Linked DNA regions of Homo sapiens: region 2 is linked to region 1. Evidence: read pairs that join two places in POLR2A ChIA-PET (ENCODE). Cell type or tissue: PC-9. All regions are shown on one strand. Each heading gives the region's core, and the rest is flanking DNA. Links, peaks and the distances in the headings are about the cores only.

Region 1 (4,000 bases), core at 1-4,000:
CTGGAAAGGTCTGGCTCCTGTGTTTTACATTTCAGTGTGCTCTTCCCAGTAGAGCGGTAGGTTACTCTGGGCACAGGGAATTTTTAAACACCCTTGTGGGAGGGTTCCTGGAACTGAATTAAAAGAAAAAAAAAAAAAGGGAAAACCAGTGACTTAGAATGTGTTCTTTACCAAGATTCTCCATGGTGACATACTTTCCCCAGACTGATCGTTTTCTTGGTTGGTCATTTTCCACATCTTTCAAGTGACACAGAATCTCACTGATGAAGTCCTAACAGGATTTCTGTTCTCTTGCCTCAGATTTTGCTTCAAAAGGGAGCATTTATAAGGCCAGTGCATCCTCACTTAACCTCACACAGCAGGTACTTTTTATTTGCACAAACAATCTAGGAACAAAGATCTTGCTTAGGAGGAGGGAGCTAACTGTGTGAAACAAAACAATAGCTTTTGGCCGGAGTGGACGGAAAACCTTATTTTAAAGGGCAGATGTCAGAAAAATGTGTAGAGCGGGACTGTGGCATAGCCATTGTGTAAAACCTTTCAGTCAAACAAGGCATGTACAATGCCTACTTAAGGTAAGTGCTTGATCTACGTTGCTCCTGGTGGCTATTGGGAAGTTTTTGAAGATTGCCTTGTTTTTTTTTTTTTTTTTTTAAGGCAAAGTCTCGCTCTTGTCCCCCAGGCTGGAGTGCAATGGTGTGATCTCGGCTCACTGCAACCTCTGCCTTCTGGGTTCAAGCGATTCTCCTGCCTCAGCCTCCCCAGTAACTGGGACTACAGACATGCACCACCATGCCGAGCTAATTTTTATATTTTTAGTAGTTTCACCATGTTGGCCAGGCTGGTCTCGAACTCCTGAACTCAGGTGATCCGCCCACCTCGGCTTCCCAAAGTGCTGGCATTACAAGCATGAGCCACTGCGCCTGGCCGAAGATTGCCTCTTAAATAGAGAAAAAACATCAAATATCAATGAGCTTGAAAATGAAACAAGACATGAATAGAGTTTAGAAATCAGGTTTAAATTTATTTTCTTCCTATATCACTACCTATTCTATCAAGATTGTCACACACTTGGCTATTTGGGCTGTGTTGGTTTTAGCTTGGTTCTCTGAAGAGACAGTGGCTTACAAATGCAGCCTATGACCTAAATTGGAAAGGCCGTCTCTAATAGCACCCTCCTCCTTAACATCAAAAAGCATTTATTAAGCAAGTAATTAATCACTTACAGCCTGGGCCACCCGTTGTGTAAGAAAACAAAGACCAGGTCTCTACCCTTCTCCCTTTCATAACTGAAAGGAACAGCTGTAATTTCCCCCAGTACCCTAACCAACTTACTATTCTTTAGGCAGGGGTAGATAATGGAAAATATTCTTACTTTCAAACTTCCATGCATGAAGTTAGAAATGAATTTCTTTCTTAAAAAAATGAATTTCTAAAATGTAATTGTCCCGTGGAATAGTTTATCAACCCACCCCTCTAATAGGTTCGTAAGAAGCTTTTGCAGATGGTTACAATAAAGCTCATCTCTGTTCTCAGCCTATGACTCACTTGAGTGTCCCCAGAAACATTTGTTTTGCCCTGGCGTCTCTGTTAGCAAAAGGAGATATTTGTTAGGAAGTGTGAATAATGCCTACATATCTCCCCCTTCCACCTCTCACCCCCACATCCATTGTTTGGCTGTGTAGCAATTGAAGAGTGGGTGAGTCATTAGCATTTTTTAGCTATACTCAAATTACTGTAGACTCTGTAGAGGGAGAAAAAATAATTTTCTCTCCACCCCTTGTCATTTTTAGCAGGGAAAGACCCCCTGCAGCAAAAGACAGACTAGCAAGAGAAAAACAAATCGAAATTTATTGACATATATACCTCAGGTATACATGGGAGGTAACCAGGAAACGAGTAATTCTCAAGGAGGTGACTTTGCATTCAGGCTTACATACGATTTTCAACAAAGAACAGTAAATTTATAAGGAAGTGACAGGACAAACGAAAAGGACTTTGAGTCTGGAGGGAAGGCAAATTGATAAAGGGTGGTTAGTAAGGCTTGTTATGTAGATTCCTTTGATGTCTTAAAGCTGCTAGGGGTCTAACTTTGTCTTGCATGGTCATCCTTTGCTTTTCCTTATAAAGAGGGGAGGAAGACCCTTTTGCCTTTGTAAATCTGTGTCCTGCTTTTAGGCAAATAAGGGGAGGGCAGAGAGCTCTTCTTGTATCTGCTTCTTTTCAATTGCTTTCAGCTCAAAATAATCCTTATGCCAGAGTAGTGTATTTTGGAGCGGCATATTCTGGTTTCCTACAGCATCATCTGGAGCTGGGGGGATGGGGGGTGGTGAGCGAAGCCACTACCCTGTGAGTATAGATGAGATCTGCACTTTACTTGGCAGAGCTCCCATGAGAACTGGAAGAAGTCACAGCTATTAGAGCTAATATTCCCTACAGACAGAGCTGGGCTTCCATTAGTGTGCTCCACTGTGGCTCTACTAGTTGTTAAAATGTTGAAATAGTGAATAGCTGCTGCCTTCCCTGGTACTCCTGGAATCGCCAACAATCCAGGAGCTAAAGGGTTATTGCCTGGCCCAGCTGCAGGGCTTAAATCTGCATCTGTTCTGACTGGTTTTGATTAGCTGGTGCCCTGTGGGTTGTCAGATATTTTTAATATCACCTCTGCATTTGCATCCTCTTCTTACATAATCCGTATAATCTTCAGCTTCTATCCCTTTCACGGTTCTAGTTTAATGAGAACTTAAAAAAAAACAGTCTGTTATTCTGGCTTAAAGTTATGTCCCGAAACCATGTAAAGAAAGGTATTACAGCACTGTCTAAATTCTGGGGCTTTCACTCACTTGTCTGAATAGAAACTCCTTTTGCAGTAGAAGCAATGTGTATCTAAAATGTGATTTTATTTTCTGGTTTACAATTGCTGTTGTATACGATTTCCTCCCCCCAAAAAGAATTGATATTAATTTTATCATCAGAGAAAAATAACACCATAAAGATAAAATTGCGAAGCTATTTCTTTTTGGTGTTAGGGGTTGGGAATATGATGTAGAAGATGGCACTGCAGATTTAGGTGTACTCGTCACTCACAATTCATTTTCCCATGAGGCTGTATATTGTGTCTAGGTTCTCGGGCTAGCCTGGGGTCAGCGTCACTCAAACCATCACCTGAAGCGTTGTATAGGTAATTTTTTTAAATTATAGAAAGTGTGAAACATATACAAAGGTAAAGAGAACTGTTACCGCTGCCTCACATGCACCTGGGGATTTTTTTTCTTTGAAACCATTTTACTGTGATGTGTAATTTCAAGCTCATAGAACAGTTGTTAAGAATAGTATCAGGATCTCCCGTAGACTCTATCCAGATTCGCCAGCTGACATCTTGCCTCATTTGCTTTATCATTTCCTCTGTGTATGTATATACGTTATATACGTGTGTATGTATAGAATCTATATATTTTTTTCTGAACCATTTAAGAATAAATTGGAGACATTCTGTCCTTTTATCTCTAAATATTTTAGTGTATATTTTCTGAGAACAAGAATATAACCACAGCACAGTTATCAAAATCTGGACATTTCTTTCTTTCTTTTAAAAAATCTTTTTCTTTTTTTTAATTTTAATTTTTTTCCTTTTTTTTTTTTTGAGACAGAGTTTCACTCTTGTTGCCCAGGCTGGAGTGCAATGGTGCGATCTCGGCTCACTGCAACCTCCGCCTCCTAGGTTCAAGCGATTCTCCTGCCTCAGCCTGCCAAGTAGCTGGGATTACAGGCATGCGCTGCCACGCCCAGCTAATTTTGTTATTTTCGTAGAGATGGGGTTTCTCCATGTTGGTCAGGCTGGTCTCGACCTCCGACCTCAGGTGATCCGCCCACCTCGGCCTCCCAAAGTGCTGGGATTACAGGTGTGAGCCACCGCGCCTGGCCAATTTTTTTCCTTTTTAAATCTGGCCTTCCTGAGTAAAAAATCTGGAAATTTACTTTTGATATTCTCTACTGCACA
Region 2 (10,041 bases), core at 2,597-6,596, 390 kb after region 1:
CTTTATATTAGGCCCTAAATTCAGAATAATAAAAATGTTAAGATGTTTTTTATCCTTCAAATATCTTTAGACTTCCTGAAATGACTGTTAGGTATCACAAATATTTGCTCATTCACTTTCTACTCAGGAAGAATAATTGAAATAATTGTTTGGCCTAGAGTGGTGGCTCATGCCTGTAATCCCAGCCACTTTGGGAGGCCAAGGCGGGCAGATCGCTTGAGCCCAGGAGTTTGAGGCCAACCTGGGCAACACAGTGAAACCCATCTCTGTGAAAAATACAAAATACAAAAAATTAGCCAGGTGTGGCAGTGCACGCTTGTGGTCCCAGCTACTTGGGAGGTTGAGGTTGGCAAATTGGTTGAGCCCAGGAGGCAGAGGTTGCAGTGAGCGGAGATCATGGGGAGATCATGGCACTGTACTCCAGCCTGGGCGACCCCAACTCAAAAAAAAAGAAAAAGAAAGAAAGAAATAATTAAGTGTGGGCATTTTTCAAACTTAAACAATGGTGAGAACTACTTTTTAGTAGCAATTAAAAAAAAAGGACAAAAGAAAAGGAAAAAACCCATATTTTATGAATTTTCTACAATGTGACATTTTTATTTTAAAAATAAGTAACTTAAAAATAGATATTACTCAGCCGGGCATGGTAGCTCATGCCTATAATCCCACACTTTGGGAGGCTGAGGCAGGCAGATCATGAGCTCAGGAGATTGACACCATCCTGGCTGACACAGTGAAACCCCGTCTCTACTAAAAAAATACAAAAAATTAGCTAAGCGTGGTGGCGGGCGCCTGTAGTCCCAGCTACTTGGGAGGCTGAGGCAGGAGAATGGCGTGAACCTGGGAGGCGGAGCTTGCAGTGAGCAGAGATCGCACCACTGCACTCCAGCCTGGGGGACAGAGCGAGGGTCCGTCTAAAAAAAAAAAAAAAAAAAGGTAAATAGAAATTTAGTTAAAAATAGAAAGTTAAAGAGCATATCAATCATATACATATTTAATGTATTTTAGTTTATCTAAATCTCTCTTGGTAAGCCAACAGCTGGAAGACATGCACTAAGAAAATGGGAAGCAGTTGGTAGAAATAATTTTTGGATATGTGGAGAAATAGCTGGGATTAAAAAAAAAGTGCTGTGGGAATCTGGGGTCATAAAGAGACTGTTGCAGAAGGGGGATGTTAGAAAGAACAAAAAACCGGGAATTTAATTTTTTTCACAGGAAAATGAAACAGAAAAAACTGCTTTGGATATAGCACAGAGCCAGTGAAGGATATACAATGGTACTTCTGAAACAAAGGGAAGAAAAGAATGCCCAGAAGTTTGTGTATAGGAGAACCTACCCAGCAGTTCTGCTGTGAGCATCAAGAGGGAAGGCTAGGTCTTTCTTCATGAAATGGAGAGCCTGGAGAATGCTGGGCTGGTAATGTCAGCAGATCAATTTACCTACTCAAAACTCATATTTCCACTTTCCTTTTGGGTTCACAAGGGTGATCTGCTAAGATGGCTAAAGTCTCTGGGGACTTTTTTTTTTTTTTTTCTGAGACAGCGTCTTGGTTTGTTGCCCAGGCTGGAGTGCAGTGGCATGATCTCAGCTCACTACAACCTCTGCTTACCTGGTTCAAGCTATTCTCCCACCTCAAACTCCCAAGTAGCTGGGATTATAGGTGTCCACCACCATGCCCAGCTAATTTTTTTTTTTTTGAGATGGAGTCTAGCTCTGTTGCCCAGGCTGGAGTGCAGAGGCGCGATCTTGGCTCACTGGAACCTCTACCTCCCAGGTACAAGCGATTCTCCTGCCTCAGCCTCCCAAGTAGCTGGGATTACAGGTGCCCGCTACCACACCCAGCTAATTTTTGTATTTTTAGTAGAGACGGGGTTTCATTGTGTTGGTCAGGCTGGTCTCAAACTCCTGACCTTGTGATCTGCCTGCCTCTGCCTCCCAAAGTACTGGGATTACAAGTGTGAGCCACTGTGCCCAGCCTAATTTCTGTATTTTTAGTAGGGACAGGGTTTTCCCATGTTGGCTGGGCTGGTCTCGAACTCCTGAGCTCAAGTTATCTGCCTGCCTGGGCCTCCCAAAGTGCTGGGATTACAGATATGAGCTACCACGCCCGGCCTCTGGGGACTTATTAATTTACTATATTTTGTTCTAAAGGAGGACTTTTAATGTTAGCTAGTAGTACAGTATATTGTATAGAAAAAAGGATAGAGGCATGCATAACAACTATTAGCACAAATACATATGTGCATTTTTTCTCTTCTAGCACTGATGTGACTCCTGTCATTAGCAGTTGTGACACACATTGCTTAAAATCAACAGCTGATTCAACATTTGGAAATATAAACTTTATGAATAAAAATTATATAATCCAATTGAAGATTTCTATAAGCTCACCCAAGAAGTATAATACCTCAGCTAACTACATTCTCGTTTGGGATTTTATTCTTCCTTTTTGCTTACAAATATTCTTGAATTTATATTCCTAAAGGCAAAAAAAAAAAAAAAAAAAAAGGCACATACTAAAATGAGCAACTGCTTCTCTTCTTTCTTTCTTTCTTTATTTTTTTGTTTTTTGGAGGGTGTGGGGACAGTGTCTCGCTCTGTTGCCCAGGCTAGAGTGCAGTGGCGCGATCTCAGCTCACTGCGACCTCTGCCTCCTGGGTTCAAGCGATTCTCTTGCCTCAGCCTCTGAGTAGCTGGCACCACAGGCACATGACATCGCGCCCAGCTAATTTTTGTATTTTCTGATAGAGGCGGGGTTTTGCCGTGTTGGCCAGGCTAGTCTCGAACTCCTGACGTCAGGTAATCTGCCTGCCTTGGCCTCCCAAAGTGCTGGGATTACAGGCATGAACACTGCGCCCGGCCCCTTTATTTATTTATTTACTTATTTAAAGACGGAGTCTCGCTCTGTCGCCAGGCTGGAGTGCAGTGGCGTGATCTTGGCTCACTGCAACCTCTGCCTCCCGGGTTCAAGCAATTCTCCTGCCTCAGCCTCCTGAGTAGCTGGGACTACAGGCGCGCGCCATCACACTCAGCTAATTTTTTGTTGTTGTTGTTGTTGTTGTATTTTTAGTAGAGACAGGGTTTCATCATGTTGGCCAGGATGGTCTCAATCTCTTGACCTCATGATCCACCCGCCTCGCCCTCTCAAAGTGCTGGGATTACAGGCGTGAGTCACCGCACCCGGCCACATTCTTTATTTTTAACAGCTTTTTTGAGCTATAATTCACATTTCATGCAATTAATTTATTTAAAGAGTAAAATTGTATGGTTTTTAGTGTATTGACAAAGCTGTGTACCCATTACTGCAATGAATTTCAGAACATTTGTATAGCCCCAAAAAGAAATTCTTTACCTATTAGCAATTGCTCCTTATTTCTCTCTGACGTCCCAGCCCTAGGCAACCACTACTGTCTGTTCCGTCTTTATAGGTTTGCTTCCGGGCATTTAATATACATGGAATCATACAATATGTGGCCTTGTGTTACTGGCTTTTTCACTTAACGTGATGTTCCCCGCTTCATCCATGTTGGAGTACATATCAGTACTTTATTCCTTTTTATCACTGAATAATAGTCTATCCTATGGTGTGAAAAAAAAAGCATGAACACAGCAGGCTGGAGACTGCTATCCTTAGAAAAGCCTGCTTACGGCCGGCCGGGCGCGGTGGCTCACGCCTGTAATCCCAGCACTTTGAGAGGCCGAGGGGGCGGATCACAAGGTCAGGAGATCGAGACCATCCTGGCTAGCACGGTGAAACCCCGTCTCTACTAAAAATACAAAAAATTAGCCGGGTGTGGTGGCGGGCGCCTGAAGTCCCAGCTACTCGGGAGGCTGAGGCAGGAGAATGGCGTGAACCCGGGAGGCGGAGCTTGCAGTGAGCCGAGATCGCACCACTGCACTCAAGCCTGGGGGAGGGAGCGAGACTCCATCTCAAAAATAAATAAATAAATAAATAAGTAAATCAATCAATCAATAAATAAAAAGAGAAGCCTGCTTACCAGATTGGCCCTTGACTGGTGTCTGGGACCTTGAATTTGGGGAGATTTCCACCATTCCCTAACTGATATGGATGGTTTATTCTGCCTTAACTATTTGTATGAACTCTGGTTTGTGCTATCCACCTGTTTTCCGCCTAGAGTCTGCAATCTTGGTACATGCTACGCAGAGGGTGCCTACATGATCAGCTCCCAATAAAAATCTTAGGCATTGAGTCACGAATGAGTTTCCCTGGCAGACACCATTTCACAAATTATTACAATTCATTGCTGGGGGATTTAATCTCATCCTGGGTGACTCCACTGGGAGAGGACTCTTGGGAAGCCTGTGCCTGGCTTCCTCTTGACTTTGCCCTTAGTTGATTTTGCTTTGTATCCTTTTGCTGCTATAAACCTTAACCATGACTATGACTACATCCTGTGGGTCCTCTCATCAAATACAGGGGTGAGCTTGGAGGCCTCCAAGACATATGAATATAGCTTATTTTACTTATCCATTCATTAGCTGATGGACATGTGGATTATTTCCACTTCTTGGCTATTATGAATAAATGCTACTATGAACATTCATGCACGGGTTTCTGTGTAGACTTTCATTTTTCTTGGTTATTGTTGTATAATAGAGAATTTGGCCTCATCCGTGGTTCCTGGGGAGAGACTCTAAATCCTTGTAATTTCCGAAGTAATAGGAGTATCTTTGTTTTTCATGAGGCTCTCAGATCACACCTGAGTTTACACTGAGGTGACTCATGCTGGGCACCTTAGAAAGCTTCAGGAAGGGGGCTGATCATGTGATTACAGAGTTGGGGCTTTGAGGCATGTGATATCACCCAGTGTCCTGGGAGGGGAAGAGTCTGAGTCCATTCCTGTGGCTGTTGATTCAATTAATCATGCCTACTTAATGGAACACCAATACTGAATACTGAACCTCAGTGGAGCTTCCTGGTTTATGAACACGTCAGTGTGTCAAGAAGGTGACACATCCAGAGACAGCACAGCAGCTCTGTGTTTGGGACCCTCCCCGACCTCTCCCCATGTGTCTCTTCATTTGGCTGGTTCTGATACGTATCCTTTATAATAAAATCGTAATCACAAATATAGAGCTTTCCTGAGTTCTGTGTCATTCTAGTGAATTATCAGACCTTAAGGGGATGTGGGAGCTTCCAAACTTATAGCCGGTAGGTCAGAAGTGAAGGTGGTCAGAAATGTAGACTACAGTGAACCATGATTGCGCTACTACACTCCAGCTGAGCCTATGGAGTGAGACTCTGTCTCTTAAAGAGAGAGAGATTGGAAAGAGAGAGGGAAAGAGAGAGAGAAAGAGAGAGAGAGAAACAGAGAAACAGAGAAACAGAGAAAGCTGACCAGAAGATCTTGGTGGCAGAATTCAGGAATGGTGGTAACACTCTAAACTTTATATGCCTATTTTCAGAGTGAAAGTGCTTGGGGGTGGAGTGTAGAGGACTCTCTTTTGTTACTGTATATATTTCTGTGTGTCTGGATTTTTAGAATTAAATTGTATTCATATAGTACTTGTGTGTTTTAAAATTATTTTAGGTCTGGTGTGGTGGCTGACACCTATAATCCCAACACTTTGGGAGGCCAAGGTGGGAAGATTGCTTGAGCCTGGGAATTCAAGACCAACCTGGGCCACAGAGTGGGACTCTGCTTCTACAAAAATTATCCTGGCATGGTGGCACACACCTGTAGCCCCAGCTACTCAGGAGGCTGAGGTGGGAGAGTTTCCTGAACCTGGGAAGTTGAGGCTGCAGTAAAACGTGATTAAGCCACTTCACTCCAGCCTGGATGATAGGAGTGGCCCTGTCTCAAAAATAAAATAAAATAAATAAAATACTTTTAAAGTAAAAATGAGAATACATAAACTGGGTATGGTCCTCTTATCTCAGCTACTGGGGACCTAAAGCAGGAGGACCCCTTGAGCCCAAGAGTACAAGACAAGCCTGGGCAACATAGCAAGATTCTGTCTCAAAAAAAATATATATAGTACAAAATAATATAACACAGTGGTAGACAGTAGAAGGAGACTGACTTAAACCCAGGAAGAAGAGATGGGCTATACTATGTGCTAGGCCTATCATGCTGTTTGCAACACACAAGAGGTCACAATGAACTGTTTGTGAACTGAATGATGTAGTGATGTTGGCAACTTCCTGAGGAAGAGCATGAAGGCAGCCTTGGTCTCTGCTGTAGCCCACAGGGAGGTATGCCATCTTCCTGAGCCTTTAGCTGGAAAGTGATCTATGGTCTACAGCAGCGATCCCCAACCTTTTTGGCACCAGGGACAGTGACACCCGAAGTGTGTTGCTTATGTCCAGTCTACTCCGTAATCTCGTTCTGGTTGCTGTCACTGCAGAAAACCCTGCTTCACAAAGATAGGACGCTGGAAATGGAAGCAGGCTTTCCAGTACTTTTGTGGCAATCTCAGGATAATCCACCTTGACTTTAATCCAGAACATATGGAGATTTGAAGTTGACTCAAACATACTGTTTTTTTTTTCCTTTTTGTTTGTTTGTTTATGTTTGAGACAGAATCTTGCTCCATCACCTCATTAGTGTAAACTCAGGTGTGATCTGAGAGTCTCATGAAAAACAAAGATACTCCTATTACTTCAGATATTACAAGGATTTAGAGTCTCTCCCCAGGAACCAGGGACGAGGCCAAATTATTATACATGGATGCTCTGCATCCATCTCCTCACAGAGCTACAAGAAAAATGAAAGTCTACACAAAAACCTGTACATGAATGTTCATAGTAGCATTATTCATAATAGCCAAGAAGTGGAAATCGCCCAGGCTGGAGTACAGTGGTGCAATCTCAGCTCATTGCAATCTCTGCCTCCTAGGTTCAAGTGATTCTCCTGCCTCAGCCTCCTGAGTAGCTAGGCCTACAGGCACGCACCAACACACCCAGCTAATTTTTGTATTTTTAGTAGAGATAGGATTTCACAATGTTGGCCAGGCTGGTCTCGAACTCCTGAACTCAGGTGATCTGCCTGCCTCAGCCTCTGAAAGTTCTGGGATTACAGGTGTGAGCCACCGCGCCTGGCCTCAAACTCTTTTGAAAGCTGAGAGAGGTGATTACGCACCAGCTGGGAGAAAGAAGGCCCTGGCTCAGCCTCTTTCAAAATCTCTGCTAATGTTTGAAACGTGTCAGAAATCCCAATGTTCACTTGTCGGCCCCATAATTCCAGTTTGGTTTTGAATGCAGCCACCTTATCTGCTGACTTGAACAAAGTTGTCGTTTTCCCCTGAAGTGACAGATTGAGTTTGTTGACCAGGTTGATATGTCACACAAGTAAACAAGTTTTGTGACCCATTCTGTGTCACTGAAATGTGCTGCCAGTGGTGATCGTTTTTCTAAAAGAAATACCTGGAGCAGCTCTTGTAACCCAAAAACTCTGGCCAGTGAGCTACCTTTAGAAATCCATCTCACCTCTGTGTATAAGAGAAGACGTGTGTGCTCTGCATCCGTCTCCTTGCAGACCTGCATGAACAGATGAGTTAAGGGCATGTACTTTAATGTGGCTGATAATTTTAATCACATCCTGCAAAACGTTGTTAAGTTCAGGTGACATTTTTTGGCTAGCCAGCATTTCTCTATGGATGACACAGTGTGTAGACTCATATTCAGAAGTGACCTCATGGCTGGGGACGGTGGCTAATGCCTGAATTCCCAGCACTTTGGGAGGCCAAGGCGGGTGGATCACCTGAGGTCGGGAGTTCGAGATCATCCTGACCAACATGGAGAAACCTCATCTCTACTAAAAATACGAAATTAGCAGGGCATGGTGGTGCATGCCTGTAATCCCAGCTACTAGGGAGGCTAAGGCAGGAGAATCGCTTGAATCTGGGAGGCAGAGGTTGCAGTGAGCCGAGGTCAGGCCATTGCACTCCAGCTTGGGCAACAACAGTGAAACTCCATCTCAAAAAAAAAAAAAAAAAAAAAAAGGTGATCTCTTTCACCCAAGTAGTGAAACCAGAAAGCTCTCCAGTCATGGCAGCCGCTCAGTCCATGCATATACCAACACAAGATGACCAATTCAGTTTTCCTGATATGTAATTATTCAAAGACTTGAATAGTTCTGCAGCTGTGGTGTTGGTTGGCAACAAAAGTGCATATAACATATTCTCATGCACATCCTCCTGAAAAAATATCACACAAAAACAAGCATTGTTGCCTTGTTGTCAATATCAGTAGACTCATCAATCTGGATGGCATACCATGGTGACTCACTAATCTTGACAATCGTGCCTCAATATCCTCTGCTATTTCATCAATTCATCTAGTGCCTCTGCAGCCTCTCCTAAAAACTAACGGCAAATGTCTTTAGCAGGAGGCAGGATCAACTCTTCACCAATAGCAAAGGGCTTCTTAGCTTTTGCAATGTGGTTAGCCACTAAGAATGATGCTCTCAGTGCAGACACATTTGATGAAGTGGTGGCCTTCAATAATTGCTTTTGTTCTTTGTGTTCACTTTTTTTCTTTTTTTTTTTTTCTGAGATGGAGTCTCGCTCTGTTGCCCAGGCTGGAGTGCAGTGGCATGATCTTAGCTCACTGCAACCTCAGCCTCCCGGGTTCAGGCAATTCTCCCTGCCTCAGCCTCCTAAGAAGCTGGGATTACAGGCGCCCACCACCACACCTGGCTAATTTTTGTATTTTTTAGTAGAGACAGGGTTTCGCCATGTTGGCCAGGCTGGTCTTGAACTCCTGACCTCAGATGATCCACCTGCCTCAGCCTCCCAAAGTGCTGGAATTACAGGCATGAGCCACCGCACCAGGCCTGTTTTTTTCTTTTGAAAAAATGCCAAAGGCTGGCCGGGCGCGGTGGCTCATGCCTGTAATCCCAGCACTTTGGGAAGCCAAGGTGGGTGGATCACCTGAGGTCAGGAGTTCGAGACCAGCCTGGCCAACATGGTGAAACCCCGTCTCTACTAAAAATACAAAAATTAGCTGGGCGTGGTGGCGTGTGCCTGTAATCCCAGTTACTCGGGAGGCTGAGGAGGAGAATCACTTGACCACGAGAGGCGGATGTTACAGTGAGCCGAGATTGTGCCAATGCACTCCAGCCTGGGTGACAGAGGGAGACTCCCTCTCAAAAAAAAAAAAAAAAAAATCCAAAGGCTTGTCTTTTAGTGCAGGGTGCTTGGTCTCCATGTGGCAAAGAAGTTTTGAAGGTTTCATGGCTTTGCTGGATAGCCGGTTGCCACATATTATACAAGGCAGGCTTGGAGAATGTGAATCGCCTGTTGCAATGAACCTGTAATTTAAGTAGGACTCTTGGCATTTTCTTTTAAATGCACCTTTCTTTTTGTTGGCAGTCTTCTGCTGTCTCATTATTGGGTCTTTCCCCTTTTTAAGGAAGCTCTTGGCCGGGTGTGGCGGCTCATGCCTGTAATCCCAGCACTTTGGGAGGCTGAGGCGGGTGGATCACGAGGTCTGGAGTTTGAGACCAGCCTGACCAATATGGTGAAACCCCGTCTCTACTAAAAATACAAAAAGTAGCCAGGTGTGGTGGCGCACACCTGTAATCCTGGCTACTCAGGAGGCTGAGGCAGGAGAATCGCTTGTTGCAGTGAGCCGAGATGGCGCCGCTGCACTCCAGCCTGGGCGACACAGCGAGACTCCATCTCAAATAAATAAATAAATAAATAAATAAATAAATAAATAAAAATAAAAGAAGCTCTCCAGTGACATTTGCTTTTTCTCATTTTGGCTAGGGCTAGCTTGTGGGCTTAGCAAAACTGTGACTGAGACAAGTGCACAGTGATGGAAAGAGGCAAAGACAGAAGTGGTAAATCAAATAAAGGGCAGGCCACACATGGACTAAAATAAACGTCAGATTCTGACTTAAAGCCTGCCACCAGATGCAGCTGTACAATTGAAGTACATCGACTCATCTGCCACTTTAAAGCTTGCCACTAGATGAAGCTTAATTGTCACTTGCTGATAAGGTTTTGATATGAGTCTGCAAACAACTAATTTATTATGGTCTCTGCCGTCAAACCTCTCTGCTAATGTTAATC

The links. ChIA-PET counts read pairs that join two places held together with the same protein. Peaks named below come from ENCODE experiments on the same cell type or tissue, not always from the same donor. Only the 100,000 strongest peaks of a DNase experiment are listed, where the experiment ranks them.
Region 2: POLR2A ChIA-PET joins it to region 1 with 6 read pairs; 2 of 35 experiments call an interaction of 5 or more read pairs at or near these places.

What each region holds. Positions count from the first base shown.
Region 1 is chr4:82,783,447-82,787,446 of GRCh38, reverse strand. The region is part of intron 1 of SCD5 (stearoyl-CoA desaturase 5); the gene reads left to right. Among named protein-coding and RNA genes, the nearest start is that of SCD5, 13 kb to the left of the region's middle. In PC-9, for the core only: no CTCF peak of the experiment used is centred there; DNase peaks (open chromatin) are centred at 1,636 and 1,966; H3K4me3 peaks cover 878 bases; H3K27ac peaks cover 2,815 bases.
Region 2 is chr4:82,389,891-82,399,931 of GRCh38, reverse strand. No RefSeq gene overlaps it. Among named protein-coding and RNA genes, the nearest start is that of HNRNPD-DT, 20 kb to the right of the region's middle. In PC-9, for the core only: no CTCF peak of the experiment used is centred there; a DNase peak (open chromatin) is centred at 4,871; H3K27ac peaks cover 1,703 bases.